Linked DNA regions of Homo sapiens: region 2 is linked to region 1. Evidence: chromatin contacts called from ENCODE Hi-C or POLR2A ChIA-PET data. All regions are on one chromosome and are shown on one strand. The core of a region is the stretch at or near the end of the contact, and the rest is flanking DNA. Distances in the headings are between cores, read along the strand shown.

Evidence for each region. A loop is a pair of places that touch in the nucleus more often than their neighbours do. ChIA-PET counts read pairs that join two places held with the same protein, here RNA polymerase II (POLR2A). Pooled maps may share reads with other maps.
Region 2: a loop to region 1 is called in a pooled map, with 2.4 times the contacts of the local background. The contact joins two enhancer-like sites. A Hi-C loop is called at or near these places in 1 of 50 pooled maps. POLR2A ChIA-PET finds 5 or more read pairs at or near these places in 2 of 52 experiments (RWPE1 and naive thymus-derived CD4-positive, alpha-beta T cell).

Annotation. Positions count from the first base shown.
Region 1 is chr4:17,320,847-17,327,557 of GRCh38, forward strand. SNORA75B (small nucleolar RNA, H/ACA box 75B) reads right to left here and starts at 36; the gene lies at 1-36. Within about 2 kb of position 3,330, at least 2 of the 41 ENCODE cell types and tissues checked have a DNase peak (open chromatin) inside an H3K27ac peak, as active enhancers do.
Region 2 is chr4:17,057,117-17,063,827 of GRCh38, forward strand. It overlaps the pseudogene MTND5P4. Among named protein-coding and RNA genes, the nearest start is that of LINC02493, 130 kb to the right of the region's middle. Within about 2 kb of position 2,403, at least 6 of the 41 ENCODE cell types and tissues checked have a DNase peak (open chromatin) inside an H3K27ac peak, as active enhancers do.

The DNA of each region.
Region 1 (6,711 bases), core at 2,080-4,579:
GCCATCAATGGACAGAAAGGAGCTCAATGAGAAGCCAAGCTCCCTGTTCTTTCTCCATTTCTATATAGTTACTGCCTCTTGCCATCTTCCCCATCACCCTCCATAAACTTGTTAACCTTGTGAAGGCAAGAACCATGGTGTCTACACAGTACCTGGCCCATAACAGAAACACAATAAATTCATTCATTCATTTACTCACCTGACACATATTTACTGAATATACATTCTGTGCCGGGCACTGAAGTAAAGCAGCAAACAAGACAGATAAATTCTCTGCCTTCATTCTTGGGGGAAGGAAAAGTTTTTTTTTATTTTATTTTATTTTTAAATCAAGTAAATGAAAACAAACAAGACGGTTACAGATTGCTAAAAGAGGTATGGAAAAAAATGAACAGTTTGATGACATGAAAGAGGAAGACCTTCTTTAAGTCTCATGTCTTTGGATTCTGGGAGAATCTGTCCCCTGCAGCCTAAAGCCATGTTCCTTCTTTCACCGGGATTCACTGAGATCCTCAGGGAGATCACAGGGCAATGAGGGGAACTGAAGAGGAAACCAGGGATTGTAATCATATGGGATAAGGCCTATGACAGATACTCACATGGGGCTGGGTGTGATGGAAGGGCCAAGTGGTATGTTGAAAATTTAGGAGCAGTGTTCCAGAAGGGCTTCTGGTGACGATGACTTCGAGCCTGGTGATTCAGAGTACTATGGTTTCTGGGACTGTAGTACTGGATTTGAATCCAGCCCCCACCTCTCACTAGCTGTGTGGCCTTGGATGAGTTACTTAATTTCTGTGTTTCAGGTTCCTCATCTGAAGGATGAGTTAAATGACAATACTCGCCCTACAGGGCAGTTGTGAGGATGAACTTTATTCATATACATAAACTACTTAGAATAGGGTGAATATATAGTGAGTGCTATACATGTTGACCTCGATTACTGTTTTCAGGATGCAAAAGAGTTAGCTCAATGAAGAAAAGAGTGGTGAAAAAGCATCCCAAGAAGAACAAATACCTGTGGAATGAAGGAAAGAATGGAAAGAATGGCAAATGACTCCAAGATGACAGCTTAGTCAACAGGCGCTGGCTTTGTCCGTGAATAATCATAGGGGAGAATCCATTGTGCTAGAGCTGCCTCGTGGGTTAAGAACAAACCCAGGAAAAATAGACGGGTTCTCTGTCCTCACAGGCATATTCAACAAGACTAAACACACAAGGAAGAGAGACTAAACACATGAGAAGGATGCAAGGCAGCAAAAAAACCGGCTCTGAACTAGGTAGCCAGACTCCAATGGTAATCTCAAAAAAAAAAAAAATGAATCATACTATTTTGTTTGTGATGTGCCAGACACTGGGCTAAACACTTTATATGTTTTTCCTGCTTAAATTCAGCCCACAAATACACATTATGTGACTGTCTCTCCATGACAAAACCCCTAGGAGATTTTAGGGAAGGGAGAGATTGACCCAAAGGACCCAAAAAGACAGCAAAGCTTGAGCTAGGCCTTAAGAGAAGGAAAGAATTTGAATAGAAGGTGAGTAAAAGAGAAACTACAGAAGCACAGCCCAAGAGAAACATAATGTGAGCCACAAATACAAGCTACATATCCAATTCTGAATTTTCTAGTGGCCACATTTTTTAAAGTTAAAAAAGGTAAAATTAACTTTTAGAATATATTTTATCCAATATTTGCAATGTATTAAAATTTCAGTATGTAATCAGTATAAAACATTATTAATGAGATGTTTTGCATTATTTTCTTTCTCTACTAAGTCTTTGATATCTGGTGTGTATTCTCTACTTACAGAACTTGTCAGTTTCAAGTAGCCAGACTTCAAGTGCTCAATAGCCCCATGTGACTACCACCTTGGACAGCACAAGTCAAGAGGTTTTGAAAAAAGAAAAGGCATTCATGGATGTCTTGCTAGGCCTCAGTCACTTTTTCTACAAACACAGCTTTATTTAATCTTCCAAACCACTCCCTTAGGGGAATATTGTTACAGGTTGAGTATCCCTTATCCAAAATGCTTGGGACCAGAAGTATTTTGGAATTCAGATATTTTTTCTAATTTTGGAATACTTGCATTATACTTATGCGTTCAGCATCTTTACTCCGAGAATCCAAAATCTGAAATGTTCCAATGGGTATTTCCTTTGAACATTGTGTCAGCATTCAATGGCAAAAGTTTGGATGTGAAATCCAAAAGTTTTGCATTTTGAAGCATTTCGGGTTTTGGATTTTTGGATGAGGGGTATTCAACCTGTATTATCCCCATTTTACAGAGGAGAACACTGAGACTCTAAGAGGTTAAGTTGACAGCTAAATAAGTGGGTTGATCTAGGATTTAAATCCAGCTCTCACCAACTTCAAGCCTGGGCATATTCCTCATGCTGGAATTGTCTTAGGAAACTGCTTCCGAGGACCGTGCACCCCAAAACAAGACAACACCCGGGCAGAGAGAACCACAGAGATCCTGGGATCCACTTCTGAGCAGCTTCCTCCCCAGGCTCCATAGCCCACACCAGCTTTGTACAGCCTCCCGTACAGGGAGCAGGGTGGACAAAAAGCACGCAAACACACGCAACTTTTCTCTTTCCAGTTAATTGAAATTGAGATGTACCCTGCTCCATCACAGCAAAATGACGAAAGGAAAGCAAGGAAGGGCACCTGTGTGGGTAAATCTTTTACTTCTGTTGCAGAGACGTACATGATGAACAGATACTTAGTTGGCTGCTTCTCAGCCAGCCAAGCAGGGCTCCCTTACACCCTTTGCGGCTCTATTTTGTTGTCAATTACTGTTTCTAAAACTATTAAGAGAGGAAGGGGGAAGAGTATAAACAGCATTAACGGTAATTTACGATCTGAAAAGGGACAGCAGGAGTTCGAAATCTGTCTACATTAAGATACTTTCCCCACGCTCCTCTGGGTCCTGGAGCTAGAGGATCAGGATCCAGGATCGTAGGAAAAGGATGTTTATACAACACTTCTGGCAGAAAAGACATTTTTTTTCCTTGCACGCCGAGGGCAAGGTTCAGCTGACTTTCCATAAAGGGTCTGGTCTGTGCCGAGCATGCTGTGGGTACCCTGTCCCTGGTGTGGGAAGATACATGAGCTTTCCAGATTTTTGTTTTATTTTATTTACTTTTTGTTTAATGAACCCTCCCTGATTTCTACAGTCATTCAAGCTTGCTGCCACCCACCCCACCCCACCTCAACCATCAGCAAAGCCCACCAGGAAAATTGCCAAGAGAGACACTCATCAGCTCTTCAGTGAGAATTTTGCCATGCTTCTGCCTTTGGTAACTCCAGATTCTTCCAGACAAAGGTTGACTCCATCACTAAGGCATGTTTTATGCCATCCAGTTTAACTTTGCAGGACCTACTTCTCAAGCCAAGGAATTGCAAGACCACATTATGTAGCAGCTTGAGTTAGAGTCTAAAAGGAGAGCCAGTTGCACCCCAGGATTACCATGATTTTTTCCTTTTTCTTTTCTTTTGAGGTGGGCATGAGATACCACGGTCTGGCTCTGAACACAATCTCTGGCAGCTGCTTATGATTCTCTCAACACTAATGATGTGATCAAGTCTTCGAGTGAATTTTGGAGCTGAAGGGAGAGACAAAAAGAAAATTTCATAAACCACCCCCAGAATCTGTTCGCTGAAGCACCACACATTTACAGTACCACCTTCGCGAACCAGTCTCTTAGATCACTAGCGACCCCACGTGGCCAATTTAAAAGAACAGTAATTTTTCTCCCCCCCCGCAGAAAAGAAACTTAACGCTTCAAGGTTTTACTCCTAAGTCTTCGTAGAATTTAAAAACTGAAAAGCTGTAAGGACCGTTAATGTCACCTGACCCAACCACCTCATTTTACAGGAAGCAGAGGTTGAGAGAGGTAAAAAGGGCCTCGAAAGGTCACACAGAATGTTAAGGTCAAGTTAGGAAGCAATACAAGAAATGATTCTAAGAGATTCTATGCTACTGGATTTTAATTTCTTAATCGAAGAAAGGAAAAGAAGGCTTTTGTTCCCCAGACCAGAAAATAAATACTGCTATTACAGAAGAATCACTGTAATAAGACTGCATGTTTTAAAGGATCCCAAGTTCCAATAGGTATGTAGGCAATACATATATTTCTTTCCTCTTCTACGCCTAAAACTTACCAGAGTACATTAAATAGAGTCACGGCAAGAATGAGGCCAGCATGGACAAGAGGGAGGAGTCGGCATTTGGCAAATGTGAATTAGATGCTCATTCCCAAAGCCTAGCCACTGAGCAAAGGAAAAGATTGGGTTTCATTTCCACCCTCATAATGGCACTGCAGAGTGGACACTATTATTCCCATTTTAGAAATGAGAACACTGAGGCTCAGGGAACTAAACTAACTTGCTCAAAATCTGACAGAGACTAAACTGCAAAGCTAGCTCTCTGCAGGACTTTACTTAATGCCTCAACTTATCCATCCATCAAATGGGATGATAAAGTCGGCCTGTTGATCAGAAAATGTTAGTGTTAGAAAGGGTCCTCAGAGGAACTCTCTTTCAAATGAAAATGGACCCGCTGTACATATAACAGTCAAAAATGATTGGTATCTATCTGCATATATATAATAAAGTCTAGCAAAGAGAACATGGGTGCTGTTGTGACCAGATTAAAGCTGAGAGTTAAACAGGGCATTTGCAGTTTTCGATCTGCTTGAGCATCCGGGCTGTATATTCTGTTTTGTTTACTCTGTAACATAGAGTTTCTGATTCACTTTCCCCAAGATAGAAGTCTATCTTGGTTTGATGGACAATGTTGCTGCTGCTGCAGCTGTTCAAATCACACTGCCCTTCCAGCCTCAGAGCCCTCCTCAATTCAAGAGAGAGATGCTTCATTCAAAGTCTGCTCTAAAACCAGTTAGTACGTGTCTACCTTCAGGTCCACGTGGTGTTAAAATATGACATTCTATATACATTTATATGTGTATGTGTTGATATTTATTACCACTACTAACACAGTTTTAAATTAGGTGCAGATGACCTTAAAATCATTTACTTAACTCAAGCACCACCATAGAATCCAAAAGTTCCAGGAGGAGGAAGGAAAATTTGAAAATCACTGATCCAGTCCAGCCTGCTATCAAGAAACCCTACTTTTGTTAAAACCAAAATGAGAACCTCCAAAATTTAGGATCAGCTCAAATCTCCACTCCTCATCACCATCACTACAACCCCATGTGTCACCTTTCCCACGAAGCATCTCATTTGGTCTCCTTTTGCCATCATAGGTTGGACCCCTTCCCCGCCCCACCCCACTACAGGACACGGTCCCCCATTCTTGGCAGCTCTATCCAAAGCATGGACCAAACCTCCCTTTGCTGTCTGCTCTGAGTACCATGGAAACAGTCTGGAATTTTCCCAATGCCATTTCTAAAATTACTGCAAGAGAATAGAAGGTAAATAAATACAGAAAGTGGGAGAAATCTAAAATCAATGATTTACAAAGCGTGAAATTCTGATCCAAATCTTACTACAGGTCATTCTCTCTCTAGAGCTAGAAAATCTTTCCCTGTTCCAGGAGGAGGTCCCCAAAATAGAAATACTCCATGTAAATTGGTACAAAGACTCTGAAAAGCAATCCAGCACCATCCTTCAAGGTCTGTAAAAAAATTCCTATGCTCGGGCCCTGTAATTTCACTTCTCCAACTCACCTGAATGAAATAATCAAACAGCGAGGGCAGTAATTCATTCACAAAGATGTTTGTCACTAACTCACCTATAATTATATAAAAAAAGAAAACCTGAAAACAAACTGTGCAACAGGGTTTATGATGTAGCCATAAAATGGAACATTACGTAGCCATTAAAAATGATGTTTTAAAGCATTTTTGATAATACTAAGTGGACAAAAAAAGAACTTTTAATGGCATTTAGTGAAAATAGCAAGGTGCAAAACTGGTACACATTATGTAATCAAATATTTCAAACCAAAACAAGAGAAGTATGAGTGTGTAGAGGGAAAAAAAAAAAGAAGAAGAAACTTAGCAAAATGTTCACAAAGTGAACTGACAGAGTGGTGAGATTCATGCTGATTTTCTTCTGTACTTGAATTCTGCTTTACTTTTATGATGAGTTTGCATTAATGTATAATCTGAAAATAAAATAAGTTGGGGTGGTCTCTTTAAAAAATATTTTATTAACTTTGAAGATATTAACTTTTTAAAGATATGAACTCTGTAGCCCAGGAGGCTGACACATTTTCTCAATCTACATCTCCCTACCTCCTCCCTGTCCCCATCGTGCTCCATCTCCACGCCTCCTGCTCCGCCCACCTCATCTCTGCTTCTCCTTTCTGCTTGTGGATCCCAGAGATCCACATTCATGACAGCCAATGATGCGACCCTCCAAGGGACCTTCCAGAGTCACATTTGTCAGGAGGCTGGTACCTCTTCTGAATTATTTACCCTTAAATAAAGCAACCCCATGAAAAATTCACATCTCTCAAACGTCTTGCAAGATTTTTCTTCTCCTCTTGGTTGAAAGGCAGGGTCTATGGAATTCATAATTCATTCAACTAATATTGATTGAGCGTCCACCATGTGCCAGGACCTCTTCTGGAAGAATACATGAGACAAGGCCACCACCCTCTGAGAACTGGCATTCTGGCATGGGCAAAAAATAATAAATAATCATGCAAATGAGGAGAATATCAACTCTGCTAAGTGCT
Region 2 (6,711 bases), core at 1,153-3,652, 260 kb before region 1:
CAGGTAGGTAGCTTTCATCTCTTCGAGCCTCAGTTTCTACCTCTACAAAATCGGGATTAAAAATACCTATCTTGCAGATTTTTTGAGCAGGAAAAAAATGAGATCATACTTGCCAAGTGTCTAGCTCAGCACATTCAATAAAGAGGAGCTATTATAATGAAGTTAATTAATCAAACTGTTGGTATGCTATGAATTTGTCTCCCAGGCTTGCACCCATGAGAACTCCCCGGCATATATTCCCCATACTCTACGTGCCTCTTCCTTTGTCATAAGCCCCAAGAATCTCTTCCTTGTTTGTCTTCAGTTAAAAGATAATTGATATTTTAAAAAGTTGCTTCTTTTACAATTGTGTCATTGGTGATAAAAGTGAAAATGCATTCACAAGTAACTTAGCATAGAAGTTCCTTTAGACCAGAGCAGTGGTTCTGAACCAGGAGACAAGCATTTGGTGATGCTTGGAGACACGTTTGGTTGCCACAACTGGAGAGAGCTACTGGCATCTAGTGAGTCGAGGCCAAGGATACTGCCAAACACTCTACAATGCACAAGATAACTCCCCTATCCTCTACAGCAAAGATTTATCCAGCCCCCAATGTCAATAGTGCCACGGTTGAGAAACCTTAGGCTAAAGACAAGAAGAACTGGGTTCTGGTCTTAGCGCTGCCTAGAATAAACTCTGTGATAGTTACCTACTTTATGTGGGCTTCAGTTTCCTTATGTGTAAAATGAAGACTGCAGCTTAGATCTGCCTGCCATAGAATGGAAAAAAAAAAAAAAAAAAAGCAAGTTGTAGCAAACTTTGCATAAAGCTAAATGTGTTCACTCTAAAATAATATCCTTTATACCGATGTTATAGTCTGCTTTGTTGAAGCACGATGTTAAATGCCTTTTCTTCTAAAAATGATTGTGATAGTTTACTTGAAAAACACGTAAAAATATTCTCAGCAAAATAATCATTGTGAATCCCAACTCAGTCACATACAATTTAAAAAATTACATTTGTCAATGAAATCCAAGTTTTGAGGAACTATCAGCCTACATGATCTCAAAGATCTCCTTCGGCGTCAGCAAACTGTGATTCTGTAAGAAATAACTGAGGGAAATGGCTGGTGAGTTCCTGCTCTGTGAAGTGTTATGCTTTTCTGAAAAATATCCTGCATTAACCAGGTTCCTTCAGTGAACTGGGAGCCAGTCTATCCATTCCACTATTGGAATTAGAGGGCTGTATAACTGAGGGAAGAGTTGGAAAGTGGAGGCCAGAGAAGCCACCGCTGAAGTCGTCAGCCTGAAGCACTGAAGCAGGTCGTTCTCAAGCAGTTGTCAGGAGGCCTCTGTGAATTTCACCTCTGTGCACATCCCTGCTACAACTGCCTCCAGAGAATCACAGCTTCTCCTGCTCTTCAACCTTCCAAATCTTGTGCAAGTATGTCTCCCTGGCCGGCAAATCTGGGGAAGGAGATTTGGGAATATGTAGTCCCCACTTCTCCTCTGTAACATGGTAGAGACCTTAGAAGGGACAGGGTGGAGGGGGTGAACAGGCTGCCAGATTGACCAAAATCCAACCCACTTAGTAAACAGGGCCAAGATGTCATCCAGTGCCTCCACCCACACCCTTCTGCCCCATCGCTACACAGATGCCTGGAGTAAAGCCAGCCAAGACACAGACAGCTTGCCCTTGAATGCGTGCTGCTCTGTTGCAGAGGAGAGGAGTCTGAAGAAAGGGACTACAATCAGTTAAATAAAGGAACATTGCTTACAAAAAGGTCTGATTGTTGAACTAATTCCCGAACTGATTTGTAAAGATCGTTGGGATGCTTTTTGGAGCTTTCAATTCCCCACTAACGTTTTGTAAGCCAACAAGTCTCTGAGACTCAGATCCTGTGACCATCACATTAAGCTATAAAACATTGTTCTGCTGATGCAGTAATTGCCTGACATGGCTACCTGGTTCGAACTCATGCTTAGTATGCAAATCTGCTCCAAGAATGCATTTGACAATCACTTTTCTGTCCACAGAAACTGCCCCTTGACAGAAAATATATTCCAAAAACAACTTTCAATTTTTTGCCTTTAAAACGAAAGCTTGCAAGTCCAGTGGTAGCTGAGAGCAACAACATATGCTTATAATTAGGATTACCATCAGGGAATTCAACCTTACTGAGGGAAGGGGAAGAGGTCCGCCAAGGGGGAGCACAAAAGCTCTCCAAAAAATAGCAGATGAAACAGCCCAGTCGGTTTGGCTATTCCTGGGTAATGGGAGAAACTTGATTGTGAAAAACAGTGCTGGTTTTACTCCAGATTCTAAAGAAATGTTGCGTGGGCAGAACAAGAAATGCTGACAAACAAAATCAAGCTTTGGGGAATCTGCCTTCCAGGGCAGCCTGAAGGAGCCTCACTAAGGGCAGGCAGCCCTATCCCTAGCAGCTGCCCCAGGGTTGGGCCTGGAAACCAGGCAGGCCACTTGCTTTAGCCCCATGTGACCCATGCACTGCTTTGCTCCCCAGCACGGGAGGGTGTGGGAACTCTCGCTTCTCTCCTGCTCTGATTCCCTATTGGATTTCTGGATTCCAAGCACGAGTTTGCAATCAAAGAAGCAAGTCTTTGAATCTCAGCCTCTGATAGTGCATGAGTTGGACAGTTCATATAACATCTCTGACCTTCAGCCTTTCAAAGGGGAAGGAGAATGCCTGCTTCGCAGAACCATTAGGGATTTAAATAACATGATGGAAAGGAATGCCTGGTGTCCACCGGCCACTCGGAAAGCAGGCACTGCTGTTGTTGTTCCTTCATTTGGTTGGCTCCTAAACGTCTTGGGATTGGTTACTGTTTGTGGCTCCACGGCTCTTTATTAATTAATTTGTTCCACAATTATCTGTTCCATGCCTACTATGTACCAGGCATGCTGGAGCAGCAGTGGCATACAGGACAAATGTCATCTTTGTTGGCTGCCTGGTAAAGGAAACGGGAACTAATAAGGTATTACAATAAATGAGATGGGGGAGGCACGGGATGCTAGAGAAGCATCTAAGAGGGAAATTTTACCCAGATTTGGGGACCAGGGGACGTGGAGGAGGCAGCTTCTCAGTTACACTTGAATGGTGAGTCTGATAAAGCCAGATACAGGATGGTGTGAAGGAGTAGAGAGAGGGAAGGAGACCTGTAACTTCAGACCACAGTGAGTGCCAAGGCGCGTAGTGAATGACTCCATTTTGTGCCTGTTACTGAAACAAGTTCCATATAGGTGAAAGGGGCGAAAGAGGCCTAAAGGAAGACAGCAAGCAGCCTGTGAGTCACACAGCCAGCCAATGGGCAACCGGGCTTAGATGTTCCTATGCTATCCCAAGTCTGTGTGCCAGTTAAGCCCTTTGCTCTTCTGGGAACCTCCTTCTACCTTCCCCTTCATTTCCTGGTATTCTTGCCATGAATCTGGCAGAAGCTCACTGTGTGGCTTTGGGCAAGTTGTTTCATTTTCTGAGCCTATACTTTTTAGCCAATCAACTGTCACTCTTGTATTAGTTTGTTTTCATTCTGCTATAAAGAACTGTCCAAGACTGGGTAATTTAAAAAGAAAAGAGGTTTGATTCACTCACTGTTCCACATGGCTGGAGATGCCTCAGGAAGCTTACAGTCATGGTGGAAGGTGAAGGGGAAGCGAAGTCCTTCTTCACATGGTAGCAGGAAAGAGAGAGCTAGCAAGAGAAGGGAAAACTGCCTTATAAAACCATCAGATCTCATGAGAACTCATTCACAATCACGAGAATAGCATGGGGGAAACTGCCCCCATGACCCAATCACCTCCCACTGGGTTCCTCCCTCGACATGTGGGGATTATGGGGGTTACAATTCAAGAAGAGATTTGGGGGGGACACAGCCAAACCATATCAGCTCTATTTGTGAAAGTATCCTGAAAATTTTAAAGAAAGTAACTGCACGACAATTGGGCCCAGGGTCAGTAATGTATTAAAGAGACAGAGAAGGCTGAAAGCAAAATGTCCTGTCAGTGAGCAGATGGACCATGGACTCTGCTATCCACTATATGTGTCCCAAGTTCCAAAAGGATATTTCAATCATTGCCACAGACCCCTGTCAGTGTCCAGAGTCACTCAATTCCCATATGCAATAAGAAGCATCAGGGTCTAATGTCTTTGCATCGATACCAACTAGAATTGAAATTCCTTTTATGGAGAGCCAAGGTCAAGTCGTTCAACCTCTGTGAAGCTTTTTTGTATGGAAGAGACAATCAATGTACCTCATAATCTTGTTAACAAGACTAAATTAAATGCAATAAACTATGTGAAGTGCCCAACACACACTAGACACTAAATACATTCTTATACCCTTGTTCTCATTGAGCCAAAAAAACTCACTCAATACTCCACTTACCCTGATGTGATTATTACATATTGCATGTCTTTATCAAAAAATCTCATGTCCCCCATAATTATATACACCTACTATGTCTTCCCCAAAATAAAAACCAAAGAAACTCACTCAAAGACAGAATGCCATATGTGGTGTCAACTTTAAATTCACTTTCTCCATTATTTCCTCTAATTACTCTTTTCTCCCCCTATCCCAAATCACCATAACTTCCAGTGTAGATGTTCTGCTTAGCCTTTTGTTTTAGAACAGAGTTTGCTCAGTTTCACTTGAGAAATGAAAGGCTTATGAAAAGGGAGCTTGGGGAGATAAAAAAGCAAGAGTCGCAACTGTTTAGCCCGGCACCATGAAAAGACAGTGAGCTTCGTGGACACAGGAACAGCTGGAGTCTTCCTACTCATCCGCTTTCACCCCTTGGCAGAAAACAACCCAACAATCCAAATCTTCACACTATGCCTAGGCGCCACCACTACCCTGTTTGCAGCAGTCTGTGCTCTTACACAAAACGACATCAAAAAAATTGTAGCCTTCTCCACTTCGAGCCAACTAGGACTTATAGTAGTCACAATTGGCATCAACCAGCCATATCTAGCATTTCTACCCATCTGTACCCACGCTTTCTTTAAAGCCATATTATTTATATGCTCCGGATCCATCATTCATAACCTCAAAACAGGCCTTTCAGAATCCAAAGATGTTTTGGCTCCACCATGTCTCGCCATCAGAGGAGTTCATGGATCACCCCCTGGATCTCCATTATTGTGACTTGGTTTACCTCTTGGTGTCTTCCCTCTGTGTGTCTTTTGTTGTCTTTCATCTTGCCAGCAGTTGGCCAACTCTCTCCAAATTAAGTTCTAATTCCCTCAGAGAGAAGATGTAATTGGCCTCATTAGCCATGGTTTTCCCAGTCAGATGCAGTTTTCAAGCCAAACCATCTCAAAGGCAACTCTCAGCCCAGAAACTGGCTACTCTTAGGAGCTTTGCCTACACTAAATTACCGGGGTCAGAAGGTGGGGGTCCCATGGTCCTAGGCTAACCAACTCATCACGGTTTGCCTGGGACTTTCCCAGTTTTAGCACGGAAAGCCCTGCATCCCAGGAAAGCCTTAAGTGACAGTTTTAAAACTAAAAGTATCTCACCCTATAAAGAAATCAACTTAAGATGGATTAAAGACTTAAATCTAAGACCTGAAACCATAAAGATTCTAGAAGATAGCATCAGAAAAACCCTTCTATACATCGGCCTAAGCAAAAACTTCATGACCAAAAACCCAAAAGCAAATGCAACGAAAACAAAGATAAATAGATGGGACTTAAATTAAACAAAAAAGCTTCTGCACAGCAAAAGAAATAAGCAGCAGAGTTAACAGACAATCCACAGAGTGGGAAAAAATCTTCATAATCTATACATCCGACAAAGGACTAATATCCAGAATCTACAAGCAACTACAACAAATCAGCAAGAAAAAATCAAACAATCTCATCAAAAAGTGAGCAAAGGATATGAGTAGACAATTCTCAGAAGATATACAAATGGCCAACAGGCTTATGGAAAAATGCCCAATATCACTAAGTATCAGGGAAATACAAATCAAAACCACAGTGTGATATCATCTCACTCCTGCAAGAATGGCCATAATTAAAAAATCAAGAAATAATAGATGTTGGTGTGGATGCAGTGAAAAGGGAACACTTTTATACTGTTGGTGGGAATGTAAAATAGTACAACCACTATGGAAAACAGTGTAGAGATTCCTTAAAGAACTAAAAGTAGAACTACCATTTGATCTAGCAGTCCCACTACTGGGTATCTACTCAGAGGAAAGTAAGTCATTATCAAAAAAAAAAAAAAAAAAAAAAAAAGAACTTACACATGCATGTTTATAGCAGCACAATTTGCAATTGCAAAAATATGGAACCAGCTCAAATTCCCATCAATCAACAAGTGGATAAAGAACATGTGGCATATATATATATAACATGGAATACTATTCAGCCATAAAAAAGAATGAAATGATGGCATTCACAGCAACCTGGATAGACTTGGAGACTATTATTCTAAGTGAAGTAACTCAGGAATGGAAAATCAAATGTCCTATGTTCTCACTCATATGTAGGAGCTAAGCTATGAGGACACAAAGGCATAAGAATGACACATTGGACTTTGGGGATTTGTGAGAAAGGGTGGGGGCTGGGGAGGGATAAAAGACTACACATTAGGTAGAGTGTACACTGCTTGGGTGATGGGTGCACCAAAATCTCAGAAATTATGACTAAAGAACTAATTCATGTAACCAAGCACCCCCTGTTCCCCAAAAACCTATTGAAATAA